Linked DNA regions of Mus musculus: region 1 is linked to region 2. A link is a loop called in an ENCODE intact Hi-C map of the cell type or tissue named here. Cell type or tissue: heart. All regions are shown on one strand. Each heading gives the region's core, and the rest is flanking DNA. Links, peaks and the distances in the headings are about the cores only.

Evidence for each region. Peaks named below come from ENCODE experiments on the same cell type or tissue, not always from the same donor. Only the 100,000 strongest peaks of a DNase experiment are listed, where the experiment ranks them.
Region 1: it touches region 2 in a loop (3-fold over the local background); 4 of 42 quality-filtered maps call a loop at or near these places.

Annotation. Positions count from the first base shown.
Region 1 is chr3:147,998,992-148,009,098 of GRCm38, reverse strand. The region is part of intron 2 of Gm40175 (a long non-coding RNA gene); the gene reads right to left. Among named protein-coding and RNA genes, the nearest start is that of Gm40174, 13 kb to the right of the region's middle. In heart, for the core only: a CTCF peak has its summit at 4,915 (motif pointing right); no DNase peak of the experiment used is centred there.
Region 2 is chr3:146,990,066-147,000,172 of GRCm38, reverse strand. No RefSeq gene overlaps it. Among named protein-coding and RNA genes, the nearest start is that of Gm29771, 100 kb to the left of the region's middle. In heart, for the core only: a CTCF peak has its summit at 5,634; no DNase peak of the experiment used is centred there; H3K4me3 peaks cover 356 bases; H3K27ac peaks cover 645 bases.

The DNA of each region.
Region 1 (10,107 bases), core at 917-8,916, 1.0 Mb before region 2:
GTTTCTTTGTTCTTACACTATATAAAGTACTATTTTCCTGAACAGAAGTGTAGGATAGGGTTGCACTTAGTGATCTTCATGGTTCCCTCCGCAGGGAATGATATATAATGGGGGGGAAATTAGAATAGAACTCAACATAGTTATTATTTCTTACTATTATTCAACTTTAGTTTAACAACTTACTGTTTTCTTAACCTAGGGTTTCTCTCTTGAGAATATGAAGACCACCATCATACTATATAATTAGTTTTTTTTAAAAAAAGCAAATGTATGAATTCTTAGTAGACTGAAAATTTTATATCATGAGACTCAACTTCTGTGGTGAAGTGAGTATATGGCAGGTGCTGCTGACTTTTGAGAGTAATTGGAGTCAATAGAAAAAAATGTAAGCTGGTCCGAGGGGATCATTTATTCAGAACATGCCATGCTTTGCTGTAATTCCTTAACTGAATTGCTCACATTTAATTTTTGATACATAAAATTTTTAACTAGTCCAGTCCATATGCAGAACTGCATAGGAATCACTAGGTGCTTTCGGTTATTCAATGAACATTTGCTATGTGCTGTGTTTGGCATTGGTCCAGTATCAAGAGCAAAGCTCAATGAGACAGCAGAGGTGTGTCCCACAAGAGTGTGCATGCATGTATCTACCTCCCTGTGTGACAGCCATTGTAGAATCTGAAACTTTACATTGCATCCTATTTTAGAAGTCAACATTCAAATCAAACAGGGATTGAAGGTTCTTTACTATATCTCTTTCCAAAAATTATGTAACCTAAAATGAGGGAAATAAAATTATACTTTATCAGTGAATGAGTTTGGGGATGGGGTGGGGATAAACAAAGGACCCATGGGAACAGAATGATGAATGGGGTGATATTAAGAGTTCTGGCAGAAAACACAGGTCACATTAAACACAGAAAGGGAGATTCATTCAGGTGCATAAAAATGTGGCATCTCTATTCACAGGAACTACCCCCTGTATTTGTTCTATTACAGAGCTATTAACTTCCAAGAAAACAAAAATTAAATTCTCAGGCTGCAAGGAGCTTATGAAATTAATTATGAAGATGTGTGTGGAAAAGGGTTCTGTTGCATAGGTCTGTGAGCATAATAAAGGAAATAAACAGAATAGAAAATGCACCTCCATTGGAGAGCTGCAAAAGACTTACAATAGGAAATATTCTGATATTACAGAGAAGTATATATATATATATATATATATGACTATTTTTTAAAATTGTGTTTCAATCCTTTCCCATAATTCCATGGCCATTTCCCACAGGACAATTTCCATATGGGATTTGTGAGTGGGGTGGAGAAATTTTGGGTACAATGATCCCACAGGATTCTTCATTACAGTTAAATGAAAATGGACCCTTGAATAAAGCTTTTTCTTGAACACATAAAATCCCAAATGTGCAATACAAAGTGGTTTAAGCGGTTCTTGGTGATTTCTGCCGTGAGCTCTAATCTCAGATCATTCACGGTGACATCTAAATGTTGATTTTGAGAATTTGTCTCCCTTCTCCATCCTCCCCTCTTCCCCTACTGCACTTCCACTCCCCCCTCTTTATTCTCTTGCCAGAAAGATAGATCAACTCATCATGAACAATGCAGGAAGCAGCAGTTGAAAGTAATAACATAAAAAAGAAAAGCATAAAAAAAAACAGAAATTGAAATACAAAGATGAATGTTTATAATATAGTTCAGGGCAGGGGGTAATCCAGGCAGACTCAACCAGGCACAGGGCAATGAGAATAACTTTATTGAAGTCTTCAAAAAGTCTTTGGGGTCTTTAACACAAAGACATCACCAGAGGCTCCAATATGTGACACGTCATGATGCTAAAATTGAGTCTTACGCTAGTACACCAGAAGTTATTAAAAAACAAGATACTGAGCCTAGGGAGATAACTTACTCCATACCAGAGCTGAGGTTGTCCTCTGGCTTCTTTAGGCACATGTGCACATGTACACACACATACACATGCACCCACACACGCACAAACACAAACACATTCACAGACAAAATAAAAGTACAAACAACAACAAAACCTAAGACACCCGATCAACGATGCCATGTTACAATGCTGACAAGCACATAAGGTCCTTATTTTTTATTACAAAAGAAGAAAATGGGGCAAAAGACACTGGACAAACATATAGGATAATCTGTAGCTATAGACAATGTCAATTCTGCAAGTGCTTCCTAAGGATTTACGGTTCATAATTCTGTGTGGATGATCAAAACCTTACTAGCCTGACTTACTAGCGTCCAAACATTCCCTCATGCAGACGTCAAGATAAGCAGAAATGCCTCAAGGTTTAAGGACAGTCTCCAGCCCTTAGATCAAATACCACATGAGACCTTTAATGTCATTACAAAGCAAAGGAGTCTAAGTTTGTAAGTTCCCATCTGAAACACCCCAACACAGTGAAGTACGTGCCAATTGATTTATCCCTCTGGAAGAATGAAAGGTTGGGTTGGACCTGGGGAGACTTTAACTTCTCATCCTTGAGAATCTTCCAGAGCTTCAAACCTGAAGTTTGATGTGCAACCTACTGGTTTAAAGGGACCTACATATTCGTACTAGAGAGTCTGACATGGTGGGTGGGTACATCAGACATCAGAGAGAGCAATTTAGTCAGCAAGACACTGGACCCTCTGTTCTAATCATAAAAAAGATGAACGTTCCAAGAGCTACCATGAGGATTGTCACAGGCACGGAGGAAATGTACGTCATCCGGCTGGGACTTTACCCTGTGAGCCTCAGCCTTAGAAAACTCTCAGTCATTGCTGAGAATGTAGCACACCAGTTTCCTACATATTCAAGACGTATATTCTGCTGTAATGAAATTACTGTAATACTGTCGAATACAGGTCTGAGTTCCAGGGTGGTGATGTTATTCATCTTGATTTAGTTAATCCTCCCCAGAAAGCCAGTCCAACAAGGCAGGGATGTGTATGTTTCCTGAAGCAGTTTGTCCAGCTAGGGATCTACCACATATAACATGTTGCTCTTCGGAGGAGTGAGAGACAGCTCCGCAGGGCGACCTGCAGCAGCTGGAGGAGGAGCCTTTTCAAAGCGCAATGCTCCAGCTGTCACTGACTCTGCTGAAGCAAAGAATTTCATGATGAGACAGCATGCAGCAGAGTTGGAGTATATTGAGAGGAGAATTTTTTTTTTAATGTGGATTCAAGCCTCAGCCCTGGCATTATCAGAGAGGTGCTCAGAAAGTGTATACAGATTGTGAGTGTGGGCTCTCCAGAAAGTCTTCTTTCGGGTCTCCACAAAAGCCATTTATGCCACCTTGGGAGCTTTTCAAGTTACTTTGTTTAAAGGGATGACAGCTTTTTTTTTATTAATTTTTTTTTAAAATTGTATTATTTTATATTATGTTTGCTAAATAGAATCATAGAATAAATTTTCAGGTTCCCTGAACAGGAACATCAGTTGATAAAACCATATATCTTAAATATCCAAGGAATTTTCATTCCATGTTTTGACTGTAGACAAATTAGTTTAGCGTCTAATTTGTATGGTTGTTTAAAACATTCGGACTTACAGCTGGGAAAGCAGAGAGTTTAAACTCACAGGTCTAACTAAGCAAGGTTTATTATTGTTTTAACATTCTCATGACATGTCTCTATGTAAAAGGACTGTTGTCTCCAGGGAGGCAATATTCCTAGAAACTTTTGTGGATTTTTCTGTTTTTCTCTCCTCTCATCTGGTTAAAGATTTTAAGCAGATTCCAGGGTTGGGGGTTCCTCTCCCTACCTGTCTGCCTTTAATTTTCTTGTGTCTCTCTGTCCTGCCTCATCTCCAGACTTTGGTAGGTTGATGGAGCTCATTGCATGATACTTGGGAATGAAGGCATGGAGTGTGTGGGTAAGGACAAAAACAAGAAGCCAGCCTTGCTTCCACCTAGGAATCTTCCACCTCGTACTTCAAGGGCTGATCACTATTTTAAGCACTCCCCTGCAGTGTTTCACTTTAATGAGAAACAGAAGTCTCAAGTAACTGGCTCGTTTTATAAATTTAAGAAAAAATATTTTTCACATGTATAGTGTATAGTTAATAAGGAAAAGAGTAAGTGTCCAGGACTATGTTTTTATAAGTGAGAGTCAGGTTAGAGAGGCACTGTGTGAGGAGATTTTTTTTTTCTTTTGGCAATTCAGGCATTTGTCATAGGCACATTGGTAGAAAACTAGCCCCCTGATGGTTTCACCTAATACTATTTTAGAAGAAAGATTAACCATGGACTTGTTAATTTGCTGAAAAGTTGAACATAGTATTATGCCAACTTTCCTGGAGTCTTGGTACTTTCAGATCAAGCATCCGCAGCAGACTCACAGTTAAAGGCCCTACAGAGTTGGCCGTTCCCAGCACAGGACCCATGCCACTCATTCAAAGCTCTCAGTGATAACAGCCAGTGACAGCTACCTCAGTCAAAAACGGGAGCTGAGCCAACATGGGTAAGGTGAAAGGGGACAATGTGAAGCAATTTTTATATCTGGGGAGGGAAAGCCAGTCTATTTAATAGTAACTACGTGTGGAGCAATATCTGAAGCCCTTCCTGAATGTTAACCCCCTTGGTCTCTAAAACCACCTTTCTGAGGAGCTGGTGATCCTTGTCTGTTTATATTCTATTTGTCTGTCTGTTTTTGCCTTCCCTGCCTGAGGAAGCCGAGGCTCAGAGAGGTCTGGGGCTTTTCTAAAATCAATCAGGCTATGATGGGCAGACAGGTTTAACTGCCACCATGACGATTCTGGTCCTTGCCTCTTTCTTTCTACACCTGTATGCCTTTTGTTATTTTTAATTATTCAAGTTTGTTGGGTTTTGTTGTTGGTTTGGTTTGGTTTCTGATTGTGTGCACAGAGATGCACATGCAAACACCTAATGAGGCCAGTAGAGGGCATCAGATCCCCCTGCACTGGAGTTACAAGGCGTTATGATCTGCCTAATGGTAGTACTGGGCATAGAGCTTAGATCCTCTGTAAGAGCTATCAGCACTTTCAACCACTGAGCCATTTCTCCAGTCCCTACATGCAATTTCTAAGACATCCATAGACGAACCAATCCCTGAGCATATCATTCTATAAAACAGGTACTAAATGTACACATTTATCAGATCTTCAGGCTAAGCATTGGGCTTACAAGCAGGGTCTCACTAGGCAACTTTGGCTGCCTCGGAACCAGCTCTGTAGTCCAGGTTAGACTCAAAGGCAGAAAGATCCTCCTGCCTCTGCCTCCCAAGGGCTGGCATTAAAGCTGTGGCACCGTGCCCAGCTCTGAAGCCCCATGCAGGATAATCATGCACGTTCATGATTTTTTCTTTCTTTAGAAATGAATTATGTCAAAATGAATCTTTTGGCCAAAACAATTCTACAAACCCAGAATCGTTTGGAACAAAAGTATATACAATTAATTCTTAAGAAATTACAAGAGGAAAAAGTATCTTAAATTTTCAAAGTCTTCACCATCATTTTCTTAGACTAAAAGTCAGTGCACTGCTAGCAGGCTAATCGCATGTCAGTCAGTATGGGGCTTCTTTAAGAACTAGTGCTGTTTGTTCTAAGAAAAGTATTGGGTATACAACTGGGAAATCCTTTTAATCACAAAACACTGTATTAACTAAAAGTATTCCAAGAAATAATCACGTTAATAATGATAGAAAAATATCTGGTTATTAAAAATAACATAAAAATTGTTCTTTATTTTGGCAAGAGTTTCAAAATCATCAATTATGTTTCAAATTTGCTGTAAATTGTGAAACTCCCTTGGAAGAGGTTTATCTGCGCTATTACATAATTCCTGCAAATGGGAAGCCACCTTTCTCTATCCACTGCGCTTTCATAAAACAGGCAAATATACATCTCAATGGCAGATTAAGGCTTTTTTTTGTAGCTAAGCCTAATTAAAATGGCAACATTCCAATGGTTTCTTTACCAGGGAGCAAGGACATTGGTAAGGGATAAAAAGATACCCAGCATTTTGATGTGTTTGCTTCCAGTGTTTAAATGTGGCAACAGAAAACAGTTACTGGCCCGGCCATGAGCAACATTTGAACTAGTTGCTTAGAGAGAGGCCAGGAAGTCAAGATGGTTAAACACATTCTGACAGTAGATTGTTGGGTATGCCGTTTTGCCATTTTTCTGCAACACAGACATTTTGCAAATTGGATCCTAGCATTTTATAGTCCCCTCCTGAAATTATTTTGCACACAAGAAGTTCTACAGTCAAGGAGCTGGTTGACCTTTAATAAACCCAGCCTTTCCCTACAGAGGGGACCGTGGACTTCTTGCTTTTCTTTTTCCTTTCTAGTCCCACCTGTACTCACCTGTTACTGAAAGAGGACCACATTCCTGGTGAATGCTGTCCCTTGTCATGTCACAAGTTGGCTTTATCCTTCTGGGCACGTGGTGCCAAAGACTACTGACTAGGTGGCTGATTAAAAAGCACGCAAACTTCATTTGGAGCCTGGGAAGTCTCAAATGAAGGTATGAAAGGGCTGGTGCCTGGTGAAGACCAGCCCCTGATTCCGGGGATGACGTCTTATTGCTAATATAATAAGAGCAGACCAGGAATGCTGTCTTGAGTGTCAAGGGAAGCCAAAGCCACAGAGAGCATTCAAGAAGGCAACTGTTAATTCATTTCTTCTCTTATTTGGTTAAGACTTCGCCTCAGCCCCTTCATAGGAGTTCAGTCCCAGTGCAGTAATTTGGGGGTGGGGAGGTGTCCTTAGATCACAGAGATTATCCATCACTCACAAATGTCTCAAGGCCCATTTTATATCCTAGCCTTACTTTACACACATTGACATGCTTACTCTGTGCCTGAAGCTGCTAATCCAAATCTCAAAACAGGGTTATAGCAGGCAAGCAAGTAGGACCTTGCTGGCCACTGAGAGAAAACACACCTGGCCTGTTTATGCTGATTTCTGAGAACGCCTGCCTCCCATGGATCCAATAATTTATTGAAGACATTTTGTGATTGGAAACCATGCGATCTCCCAGTTGAATTTGTATCTGTCTTAACACCTAGAAGAGAGGAAGCAAACGAGGAAGGGTTTCTGCATCTGATCAAAGCGCTCCAGTTTCCTTGACCTCATTTTCACCCTGCCTCACTAAACTTTTAGAATTATACCAGTTGAAAATTTCACATTTATCTTGAACTTTTCTCTTTCTATTTTAGTCTGGGTCCAGGTGGGATTGATTGGGCAGCAGTTTCGCCAACAGTGAGTTCCAAGTATACAAATAAATGCCATGCATGGAGCAGACATTTTAACATCATCACCTTGATCTGGGCACATGCTACAACATTTAACATTAACATACCACAACTGGGAACCTATTTTCATTACGTTTATTTCATTGTCATATTTTCCTTTTAGGAGATTGAGTTGGGATGGAGGGAGGCAGGTGACTTAGTCAACTTGGTGCACAGTTTCTTTCAGCTTCATAGTTTTAAAGTGCTAAGGCTTTTACAACCAGCAGGGGAATCCACAGGTACTACAGGGGTGAGGGTCAGTTTCCCTGGGAACAAACTTTTCAAGTAGATACACTGCCTTTAGCAAAAATACTTCAAGCAGCAGATTTCATCTTTCTCAGGTTGCAGCGTTCTCCTGGGTGTGACACGTGGTGGACACACGTTACAGTGGGGGGTTGGGAATGGGTCTTTCACACTAACTTGTGTCTTTTGTCCTAAACTAATAAAACCCCGTTTTCACATAGAGATAATGAATATGTTCTCACTGTAGTCCCTTCTCCATGCTTGCAGAAAAATTCTATTCTGTTTAGCAACCTTTCAAATGGATGTACTACATATTTATTATATATTTTGTTAACATCTTTTTAAATAATGTTGAGTAAATAATTAAACACTCTGGGTATGGTAGCCTATGCCTTTAGTCCCAGCACTCGGTAGACAAAGGCAGGCAGATCCACATGAGTTCAAGGTCATCCTGGTTTACAAAAGGAGTTCCAGGGCAGCCAGAGCTACACAGGAAAAACCATGCATCAAAAAAAAATCAAAAAAGAAAAAATAATAATTAAGCAGTTGCTACTTGAAATTTATCAATAAATGATATTTTGATGCGTTTTTTAAAAGATTTATTTATTCATGTATGTGAGTGTTCTGTCTTCCAGTCTGTATGACAGAAGAGGGCATAAAATCTCATTACAGATGTTTGTGAGCAATCATGCAGTTGATAGGAATTGAACTCAGGACCTCTGGGAGAATAATTAGTGCTCTTAACCACTAAGTCATGTTTCTAGCCCCACTGATGTATCTCTAATAGTTAAAATAATCTGAATTATTTTTATATAACTACAAATTTATATTCATTTGGTAAGAAAAAAATCTGTAGAAGAAATGTATTTACTAATATTACTCATTGCAGGAAAATAATCTTGGTAGCAAGTTATCATTAAATTTATTCAAATATTTAAAATTTTAAAATTTCAAATCATAATTTTTAAATTTTAATTTAAGCTAATGTTTTCTTTGCTTTACATTCATGTATAGTTTATCAGTTTTGTATGAAATTAGAATACATTAGAGTTTGTGGTTTTGCTATTCATATGCCAAAGTGTGGTTATTTGTTGGTTTAGATTCATCAGTCAGGGGTTTGACGTAAAGAACTGGCATTATACCAATGCACTGAAACCTTTCTTATGTCCTCTTTTAAACAACATTTCTAAGGCAGCGATGGTTTAAGTTATCCTTGGATACTTATGCATCTAGGGCTAGCATGGGCTACATGAGAGGTGGGAGCTGTAGGCAGTCTCATAAGCTGTCCAGTCACAAGCAAAGAAGAGAAACACAAAAGTCGGAACTAGGCGTGTGGTGGCTGTGGTGTGATCCTGCTTCTAGGAGACCAGTAGCCTGCCATCACCAGAAGAGCTTGCGGGGCCTCTGGGTTTTGCTTTTTGCTTGAGTGTCTTGGGTGTCATGGCTCTCCTCTGAGGTAAATAATGAGAAAGTTGTATTGGTTAATTGTCATGTGCTATTTAAGTTTGTTGAAAGCAGACCCTGGGAATAAGGAGACCCTCCCTTGTCTCTGACACGCATGTTTATGCCAAGAATTCCCTGTCTCATGTCAGGCTGGCCCCTGACCCTGTGTCAGGGAGAAAGAAAAATGGCAAATCAGCCCAAGATTCAAAACACGATGCTCTTGAAAACATTAGGAGACGTCCTTCCCTGCAGAAATACTATTGGTTATCCCGTGGTATCAGCATTGCCGTGGGAATGGAAGCACACACCCCATCCAGGACAGACTGCTCTGCCCGGCCCACAGCTTTGGACAGGTCAGGAGGCGGTACCATTTGCTTCATCCACTGGACGTGCAGGATGCTGTGAGTGATTGACTCATCACTTAGCTCTCCTTCTGCTGCCGCATCCAGCTGTGCTTGTCGTTCTTTCCTTTTTTGCTTGCTACATGCCTAATAAACCCACTCATCCCAAGGCTTTTAAAAGGCCGGTTCTCTTAGTTACTCTTCAGACATTCCCCAACAGCCACGATCCCGGAATTCTGGGAAATAAAGTCCTAAGATGTCAGTCCTCAGCTGAGGAGCGGACAGAGAACAGCCGTAAACAATCAAACACAGGCATGACAGGAGACGCTGGCTTGCAAAAAGCTAACTGTTTTTGTTTTATCTACCAATAAAAATAAGCTTGCATTCTGAAGGTAAACCCTTTCACCTTTAAACTGAATTTTCATACTAATTGATTGCTAGGCAAGTATTTATTTTGTGCCCCTAGTAAATGGCAGCCACAGTTACAGACACCTGGAGGGAATGCGATGGCAAACATGCAGGAGAGGTGTTGGCCTTTCCGGCATGGAAGGCGTCACGGTGTCTAGAGACCTCCAGTTTACTGAGACAGGTACCTGAGTCAGCCGTGAAGGCTCCTGTGACAGAGAACACCTGGGACTCCAAGAGACAGTCTGTGTAGAAAATTAAGCCTCAGCCTGTCAGAGGAAACTGCAAACACAAGAGTCCCAGAAGGAAAGGCAGAGGCAGACAGAAAGGAGGGGAAAAGCCCAGGAGTTTGAGATATCTTTAGGGGCAATGAGAAGGGAGTCAAGAGATTCATTTTAAAC
Region 2 (10,107 bases), core at 1,342-9,341:
ATGAACACAGCAGAGCCTACATACACACATACACACAAATGCACACATGTGCACATAGACACACATTCTCCCCCACTTCTCTCTGGCTTGGATTGTGGATCAGACGCAAGCTCTCAACTATTGCTCCAGCACCATGTCTGCTTGCCTACTGCCAGGTTCTTGACACAATGATCATGGACTCACACTCTAAAACTGTAAGCAGCCCCCTGTTATGTGCTATGTTGTATAAGTCACCTGGGTCATGGTGTCTCATCACAGCAATAGAACAGTGACTAAGACAGTAAGTCAAGGTTATGTTTCCACTCAGCTCCCTGCATTTCCTTCCTTCTGTCTAAATTCTGGCTTAATTTGAACACGGGAGTAAATAGGCTTTCAGAGTATCTGGACTTAAGTTTGTTGTTTTAAGAGAAGTGTGATAATGTTTCATTCTCTTCTAGGCGGTCAGTTAGGTCGGAGGGAATTCCAGCCTTGTTAAAAGAAGCACAAAAGGAAGTCTATTTGGAAGTGTTGGGAACTCCAAAGACAAATCAACACAAGTACCTGTGCATTGAACTTGGCATTGTTCAGTTTTCAAATGAAATGAGTTATGCTCCCCATAATGATTCATTGGGCAATGGGCCACATGTATGATATAGCTGCACCATATAGTCCAGGTGTGTAACAGGCTATACCATCCAGTTTGAATATGTGCAGCCTCTGACGAGCAGTCTATCATGAAAGCACTAAGCACAACTTGTTCTCTGAACTTAGATCTCTGCTGATAACTGACATATGCCTGCATTTAACATTTGCCAGGCCACACAGAGTTCACAGTGCATTCCACATTTCCCAAGATAGTCACAGGCACTTCATTCACCCTCTGAGAAATTTTCCAGAACCTATCAGCACTGACCTCAACCATTCAAAGCAGGGCTTTACCCTTCTAATGCCTTCTGAACCCATCAGGTAGAAAACCTTCAATATTCAATTAATTTCTCACAGCGCTTGGAAGAGCAAGTGGGAAACATTTCTGTTTCTATTCATGATCGGGTTTTCAAAGTATCTTCTAAGATTTGAGAACAGATATTGCTCAATGGAAATTGATTTTCAATATTATAGGTAACATTTACTAAGCAGAAACTTGGGTGTGTTGAAGCACAACCAAGATCGAATGAAAGATATTCCGGAACTAGAGGATTTTATGATCCCTTATTTGGTATATGTATGTGGTTTCCTCTCACTTTCTCCATTCAGTGCCTCTGGACACACAGTGTACTTGTGTCGATTTCTTACATTCACACTCAGCCTTCATGTGTCTGAGGAAAGGTCTGCTTTGCCCTGCAGCTTCATAGCGGTCCGTTGGATTATCCGAATTCTGTTTGTTTTTGTGATTCTCTCCCTTTGTCTACCTCAAATCCCATAATCCACTGCTTATGCTTGGTAAGTTTAGTAAAGTATATCTTGCTAGGGATGTTCAATTATTATAATCTGTGCTCTTAAACTTTAATTTTTACAATAAAAAAATGGCTGCTGGTAGGATAAAGAGCCAGTTTCTTCAAGAGGGTGGCCTCTCATAGTTTCTACATGCCCCAGCGGGTGGCCAACTGTAGGTGCATGCATGCAACACTAACCAGTCTCAGAGTTTTGTGAAACAAAAAGAGGGTTTGAAATTGAGAGGGAGGCATGGTGGAGAAATGAAGGCTGGGTAATATCAAAATACATTGTACACATGTATAAATTTCTTATAGAAGGGTTTAGAATATTTAATTCTATATAGTTTCTTATGTAGTGAATGGGTGACGATTTTATGTTTATACATCAGATCTTAATAGAGAAAGAAGTTCTCAATCTCCTGAGGCAATAATTCTCGAGTAAAATCACACACACACACTCATATATGTAGACACATGAACACAAATGTAACAAACACATATACCTTGAATTTTTATACCAAAAGTTTCTGATGAAATGCAGTGGTAATAAATTTAAAAGTTAGAAATCAAGGGATGCTTATGCTTTTTATCTACTTTTTTAACTTATTCTCTGAAAACTAGATTTATTTCATTTTATTCTTTATATGTATAGGTGTTTGTCTGCATTGTTGTACCACATGTGTGCAATTTTCATTTGGGGCATAGGATCCCATGAAGCTACAGTGAGAGATGGGAACAGAGTCTGGGTTCTCTCCAAGTGCAACAGGTTCTCTTAACCACTGAGCTGTCTCTCCAGCCCCTTAACTCATTCTCTGACACCAGAAAGCTCACTTTTGTTTTTTGAGAGAACTTTAGAAATGATTTGCATCTAGTGTTTCCGAGCCTGATCATGCCAGTCTCAACCAGAGATTCAAATCAGGAAAGTGCTCTGATTTCCTCTTGTTTGCCTCATCTGCCAGGTGAAATATATATGGAGAACTTCTCGAGTTGTTTCAGTTTCTACAGCAATGGCCTGTTTCATTTTCTTCACAGTGTGGATCACTCTGGTTCAATGGGAAATATTCTTTGAAATGATCAAATTATTTGTATAATTGTGAATATCTAGAAAATAATATGTCAACAACCTGGCTCGATCACCAATTTTCTTTATTTCTTGGCCTTTTGCGATTAACTCTGTATCAAATGAAATCGAGTCTTAAAGATATCTTAGTCATATAGTCATATCATGTTTAATGAAGGTATAAATATTCTAAATCAGACAATTTGCTTTATCCATTCCACTTACTAATCTTTAGTCTTGCCTCAAAGAACCAACTGAAAAATACCATCTGCTAGCATTTCCTCAACATCTAGAGCCCATACCATGGCTTTGAAAGTCCCAGGTTAGTCTCTTCTTTCGCCCTTCATCCTCATATGAGCCATCTTTAGAGACTTCCTGTGCTAGCCTCACGGGCCTGCCTAGACTCCTTGACAGGCCATCTTGAACCACCCCAGTGCCTCTATGACTCTGGGATTTCTTCTCCTGGACTTTTGGGATTCACAGAAACAGGTGACTTCTGCTTTGTGCTACATTAATACTTGGGTGGACTGATTGCTGGTAGATTAGAGAATGTGAGAGAATCACTGAAGATATAAAATTTGTTATAGTCTGAGATAAATATATTAAAATGGAAAACAGCTTAGGGTCCTAGTTACCATTTTTATGTTTAGAATGGTAAATATAAGAGGATGTAGAGCCCCAGGCTGTTAGAGAGCCCAGAGTAAATGTCTCTTTGGTACACTGGCCTTTTTATCTCTGATTCTGTGTGTGTATGTGTGTACATGTTCCTCTATGTGAGCGCAGACTCACAGATGCCACCATGTGCACGTAGAGGTGAAAGAACAGCCTTGACCTCTGTCTCGGCTTTGTTGAACACGGTCTCCGTCGTTTGCTACATTTTCCAGGCAAGCTGTCTTAGGCCTCTAGGGATTCCCCACTCTTCACCTCCCACCTACTCCTAGAACTACTGCCCTTACACATTTCTGCCCCCTGGCTTTTTAAATTATATGTCTGGGGATTCAAACCAAGTTTATCACACTAGTGCAGCAAGGACTTTGCCCACTGAGCCACCTCACCAATCTGGATGGACATTCTTAATGCATACCTTTCAACACAAACTCTGGGAAGTAGACTACAGTTTGCACAGAAACTTCTACTAACACCTTTAAAAATACATCTTAATTGATATAATTTAGTTACATGTATTTCAACTACACTCTGCCCTCTCTACATTTAAAATTACACAACGTTTTTCTAAATGCAGATTACACATATTTTTAATCAGGAGTTTTTTCCTCCTCCTCCTCCTCCTCCTCCTCCTTCTTCTTTTCCCTCCCTCATGACCTCCTCCCATGTCAAACTAATGAATTTACAAATCCATAGAAAGTGTGGTGAGTCATTCCTTACTGACGTTTTTTTTTAAGATCTGACCTTACCCAGTTTGAACTGAAATGCATTGCAAGCAACTCCTTCCTGCTGTTGTCTAGAAATAATATGGGTTTAATATTTCGTCCCTACAACCTAAAGACGTTGCATTTTATTAGAACATGAAACCCTTAAGTGAAAATGCTTTCCCTAATATTAATGTACAAAATCCAGCAAAATTGCTAATTAGAGTTAATTATAATTAATTGTTCAAAAGTTCAGAATCCATGCCAAGTCTCGGCATTGCCATTTTATTCCAGTGTCCGGTTTTTTTTTGTTTGTTTGTTTGTTTGTTTTGTTTTGTTATTACATATTTTTTCATTTACATTTCAAATGCTATCCCCTTTCCTAGTTTCCTCTGACAGTTCCCAGTACCTTCCCCCCATCCTGTTCCCCAACCTACCCACTCCAGCTTCCAGGCCCTGGCATTCCCCTGTACTGGAGCATATAATCTTTGCAAGACCAAGGACCTCTCCTCCCACTGATGACCGACTAGGCCATCCTCTGCTATATATGCAGCTAGAGACACAAGCTCTGGGGGAACTGGTTAGTTCATATTCCTCCAATAGGGTTGCAGACCCCTTCAGCTCCTTGGGTACTTTCTCTAGCTCCTCCATTGGGGGCCCTGTGTTCCATCCAGTAGATGGCTGTGAGCATCCACTTCTTTATTTGCCAGGCACTGGCATAGCCTCACAAGAGAGAGCTAGCTATATCAGGGTCCTGTAACCTAAATCTTGTTAGTATATGCAATAATGTCTGGGTTTGGTGGTTGTTTATGGGATGGATCCCCAGGTGGGGCAGTCTCTGAGTCCTTCCGTCTCAGCTCCGAACTTTGTCTCTGTGTGTCTGTTGTTTATATTCAAAATCAGCCTTACATTAGCAATGCTCATTATGGTCTGAATAGGAAACATGCCACAGGTTCGTGTTTGCACACTTGGGCCCGAGCCAGCAGTTCTATTTGGAAAGGTAATAGAAACTTGCTAGAAGAAGGATGTCATCTGCAGAGGCGGGGTCAAGATTTCAATGCCTGGCCTCCCATTTGCTATTGTCCCTGTGCTTCCGGCGTCCTGCACTGTGTGATTGGACAGCTTCCTGTTCCAGGTTCCCGTTCCCCCACGCAGCCTGGTCTTTCCTGCCTGTTGCCGTGTCTTCCAAGGGATGTGATATGGAACTGTAAGCCCAAATAAACTCTTCATCCCATAAGTGGTTTCCATTAGGGTATTTTATCCCAATAACAGAAAAGAAATTAATACAGTATCGAAATCATCTTAAGATTTCCAGTTACATTGTTTTCCAAAAATGGGATATTATATACAGTCATTTGTTTTAAAACAAGATAAAAAATTAAAAGCCATCATTCTCACGTTTAAAACTCTTCCTTTTTTACTGCCCCACCCCCACCCCCTAAACTTTGTTATACCAGATGGAGAAAATGTGTCCCGTTGAAAGCCATTTCTGACAAGCAAAACAATGTCAATTTTTAGAAACTCGTAAATGCAAACCAGAAGTGAAAACCTAGTGGAGAGACGTAGTGTGCACAGAAAATATCTAAAGACAAAATTCGATGGCTATAGGATGCCTTATCAACAGCCTTAATGTACCCCTAATTAATCACAGCGCCTCCTCCATCAAGTTCAGAGCAGGTAAAGAAATGGGTTCTTAACAGGCGTGTCCGTGGGGCTTCAAGCGCTTTCTGAGGGATGCGCCATAGGCAGGCCTTTCTGTAACGTAAGCGTATGCTGCTCTCTGTTGGCGAAGGAGGAGCACTGTTCGACTTGACTGCCGGTGGAGTTTGTTTTTTCCAACTTTTTCAAAAGCGGGTTTTTTTGTTAAGAGAAACAGTCTGTTTGGATACCGCATTCTCGGTGCCGTTTGCACACATTAAAAATGCTAATTGCTAACCTTAGAACAGCTAGTAGTGCCTGAAATAATTCTGGGTTTCTAAATTGATGTGACTCGAAGCCAATGGGAGTATACACGCCAATGTGTTCATTTATAGACTCCAGGAAACTCCATTTTGTAATAAACCGAGTACCAAATAAAGGGAGGCGCGGGAAAGGCCCTAACCGCGTGGTCTTGGAGAAACGATCGCCGAAAGGTGGAGCCTTAGCAAGGCTCCTAAGTGCTTCGTCCACTTTATTTCATAGGGGGGAAAAAACTGATCCATTACAGAGCAAGAAATTGTTACTGGATAAGCATAAGTAGAAGCCCAAAACCTTTTGTGATAATCAGTTTTCATTTCAGGAGCAGTGCTGAGCTGGAAACAGCTGGGACCAGCTTGCCAGAATTAGCTGTGTACAGTGTCCACCAACTCTATGTTCAATACCATAATTCTGTCAGACAAAATCTGTCATGGTAGGAGTCTAATAAACACGATATAAATCAGCAAACACTTAAATAAGGATTTTGTCAGAAAAAGAGAGAGAAAGGAGCGAGAGAGAGAGAAAACATGCATATCATGGGCAGAAATGGTTATTAAGCATTTAGTAACGCATCTATAGATATATAATAAGGTCTGAAAAGGAGACATTTTCTTCTTACCAAAGAAAACTTGTAATTAGCAAATTTTTGTTAAGCACAATGGCTATAAACTCCGAGGAAAAGCTTTCTTAGAAGACACCATTCCGGATGAAACACGGTATAACTGTTCGTGGTTGTACAACCACAAAGAGGCCCCTTTGCCCCTTGCTTTTAGACGAGCACAAATCAAACAGGTCTACATGCTTCATTGTCAGGAAAGAAATTGTGCGCAAGTAACATGTTCTCTCCCTAAGTCAAAATCTATCCCCACTAGGTTGTGTTTTTACATTCCTCTCCCTCCCTCCCTCCCTCCCTCCCTCCCTCCCTTCCTCATGTGTGTGCATGCTTATATGTATGAGTTGCATGTTGTGTGTGTGAGAGAGAGAGAGGGAGGGAGAGAGAGAGAGAGAGAGAGAGAGAGAGAGAGAGAGAGAGAGAGAGAGAGAGAGAGAGCACATTTGTGTATATGTGTGTGGAAGCCCAGCTCTGGCTTTGGAAATCATCTTCCACAGCTTTTCCATCTCCTTCACTGAAGCTAAATCTCTCAATCAAAATCAAGCCCTCAGCATGGCTCGTCTTACAGACCATCTTGCTCTGAGATCCTCTCTTGCCTTCTTCTAAGGCTAGACTTAGAGACAGTCCACCACCCCCACTTGGTCCCTATGGGTTTCTAGTCCTCATGTTGAGCCATCTCCTCTGTCTCGGTGTCTTACATCAGCTCTCTAAAATAATAGAGGCTGGGAAATTTGGGAAATGTTACGACACCCAAATATCACATCTTCAAGCACATAACCATGGCAAAATGCTTGGGTATGTTTTTGTGTTGCATGGGATACAGGTAGTAAATGTTTCATGATGACAATATGAAAGTAAAAGTTTGTTCTTATTCAACAATGATGTTGTATAACTCTCCACTACTATATGAATTTCATGCACCAAGAGAAGGGGGAATCCCAGAGCCTTGTGGAATTCTCCTTTCACCAGACATTTACACAGACTAATTTAAAAAACAACTCAAGTGCAGCCTCCTGTCTCCAGGGCACACACATTTTACTTCTAGAGTATATACATATACATATACATATACATATACATATACATATACATATACATATACATATACTACATATACTACATATACTACATATACTACATATACTACATATACTACATATACTACATATACTACATATACTACATATACTACATATACATCATATACATCATATACATATACATCATATACATATACATATACACATAGCTTTTTGATGTCTTATGCATGCTAGAGGCTTGCTTAATGCATTCACAGTGCACATCCAAGAAATTTCTGAGTCCAGTATAGCTTCCACTATGTAAGGAAGATTATCAGAAAGATTTGGATTATTACTTCAACTTCAGCTCTGCCTTTGTTCCCAGGACTCACTTGAAGATGTTATACATCAAGGTTACTGTTCTGTTGGGAAAAAAACCTACTATCAATTAATGATTTTATATAAAAATAATGTAAACAGACTCACTGAGAGTTCAGCTAAACAGTTCCACCAATGTCCCTATCAGTGATAAGACAACTGAGCAGCTGACCGACAGCACCAGCCGTTGAATGCAGAAATGGGGCCTTTCAAATCGCTCTCCGTTTCCTCATAATGAAAACCAATAGCAAAACTGTGTTGGAAATGAAAAGATGCTAGAAAAGATGATCACGGAACACAGACAGTCACTCACTTGCCACTTAAACCTCAAAATGAAAAGGTATCTGGCGATAGAAGGCCATTCCTAGTGTTATTGATGTGAGGACAGAAAAATCATCATATCGGTAGCAGAGACAGAAAGAATCAACACCAGGCACAGCACAATCAATGAGAATGCAGTTTTCAGCGTTACAAGTCATTAAGTTGAAGCTGTGTGAGAATCAGTTTTAAATACAACATATAATCAGAATCTACTGTGAAGCCACATAATAAAAATAACTTTCTAAAAACTACGACAAGTCAATAAAGGTGTTGATTTAATAAACTAGAAAGTCTGACCCTGGGGAACAGCTTCTTTTCGAGGCTCCTCATCAGAGAGAATAAAAACAAAACTATAGCTTACTGAGTACACAGGTGTACAAATAGATCTTCCCAGAACCCCTGTGGGCACGCCAACCATCACCCCATTTTACAGATGAGGAAAACAGAGGTAAGGCACTCACTAAGTGCCTTTCCAAGGAGCTGCTCTGGGAAAGTGATAGAGTAGGATTTGAACCCAGCCTTACAGCAATAGCATTACACACTTCTCATCCATGTTAAAGATAAAACTACAAAACCCAGAAATTTTTGCCTCATTCTGCTGCCTGCCCCTAATCTACAGTAGTGGACATTAAGTTTTGCAGTGTGCTAAACCAGTTGCCTAGGACCAATACATAATGTCTTCAGAGCCAGGGCACCTGGGAATTAGAGTCAGGCCCTCCCATCAGTCCATGCTACAAATAAACACTTGATAAACTTCCTCACATACAACTCTTATTTATATCTAAGTTCATTATACTTTGTTTCAGATGGCTTTTTCCTATACTAGAATTTAAGGCCTTGGAAAATGAGGATATTAGTAATTTCTTTCTTTACTAACTAGTGTGATTCTAGCTAGCTAATACGAAACATGTGTTTGTTAAAATGAAACTAGATGTAATAGCCAATAAAGGCTGGCTTAAAGGACATAACATTAATTTATATATTAAAAGAAGACTTTGTAAATGATAATGTCTACTACTGTACACTGTATGTAGGGCATGCAGAAGAATGAGGCAAAGGCTGCTGCTCCTGAGGAAGCAGGTAAGTGATATTCTTTTAGGAAGGTTCCAACTTCTCTCTTTTATTCTTCATCTGATGGAATCTTTCTTAGGAGTTGGGGGTGCAGCTCGGTTGGCAGAATGCTTGCATGGCTTATAGGAAGCCCTGGGTCTATCCCCAGCAGCACATGCATCCTGCATGTAGCAGTGCCTACAATGCCAACACTCCAAAAAATAGAGGCAGAAGAAGCAGAAGGTCAAGGTCATAGGACAATTCACAGTCAGTTCAAGGCCAGTGGGAGCTACATACAACACTGTTGGGAAGGGAAGGGAAGGGAAGGGAAGGGAAGGGAAGGGGAGGGGAGGGGAGGGGAGGGGAGGGGAGGGGAGGGGAGGGGAGGGGAGGGGAGGGGAGGGGAGGGAAGGGAAGGGAAGGGAAGGGAAGGGAAGGGAAGGGAAGGGAAGGGGAGGGGAGGGGAGGGAAGGGAAGGGAAGGGGAGGGAAGGGAGAGAGGGGAAAGGGGAGGGGAGAAGAGGGGGAAAGGGAAGGGAGAGGAGAGAGAACAGGGGAGGGCAAGGGAGGGCAGGAAAGAGAGAAGGGAGAGGAGAGGAAGGAAGGGGAGGGGAGAGGAGGGGAGAGGAGGGGAAGAAGATTAGGGAAGGAGAAAGGAAAGAGGGGAGGGGGGAAGGGAGGGAGAGAAGGGGAGAGGAGGGGATTCGAGGGGAGTGGAGGAGACATTTTAGACTTTCGTCCTTATCTGCTCTACTTCAGCAGTAGCATCACCACTACTTGGCGTGGCTGCTCCCAATATCCACCTTTTTCTCTCCCACAGGGCTAAGTTTTTAGAATAGTTTTTAAATATAATAGTTTCAGAATAAGTTTGAAATATAAAAAGATTCATAAAATATAGGTTCTTCATCTTCAGTCCTTTAAAAAAAAAG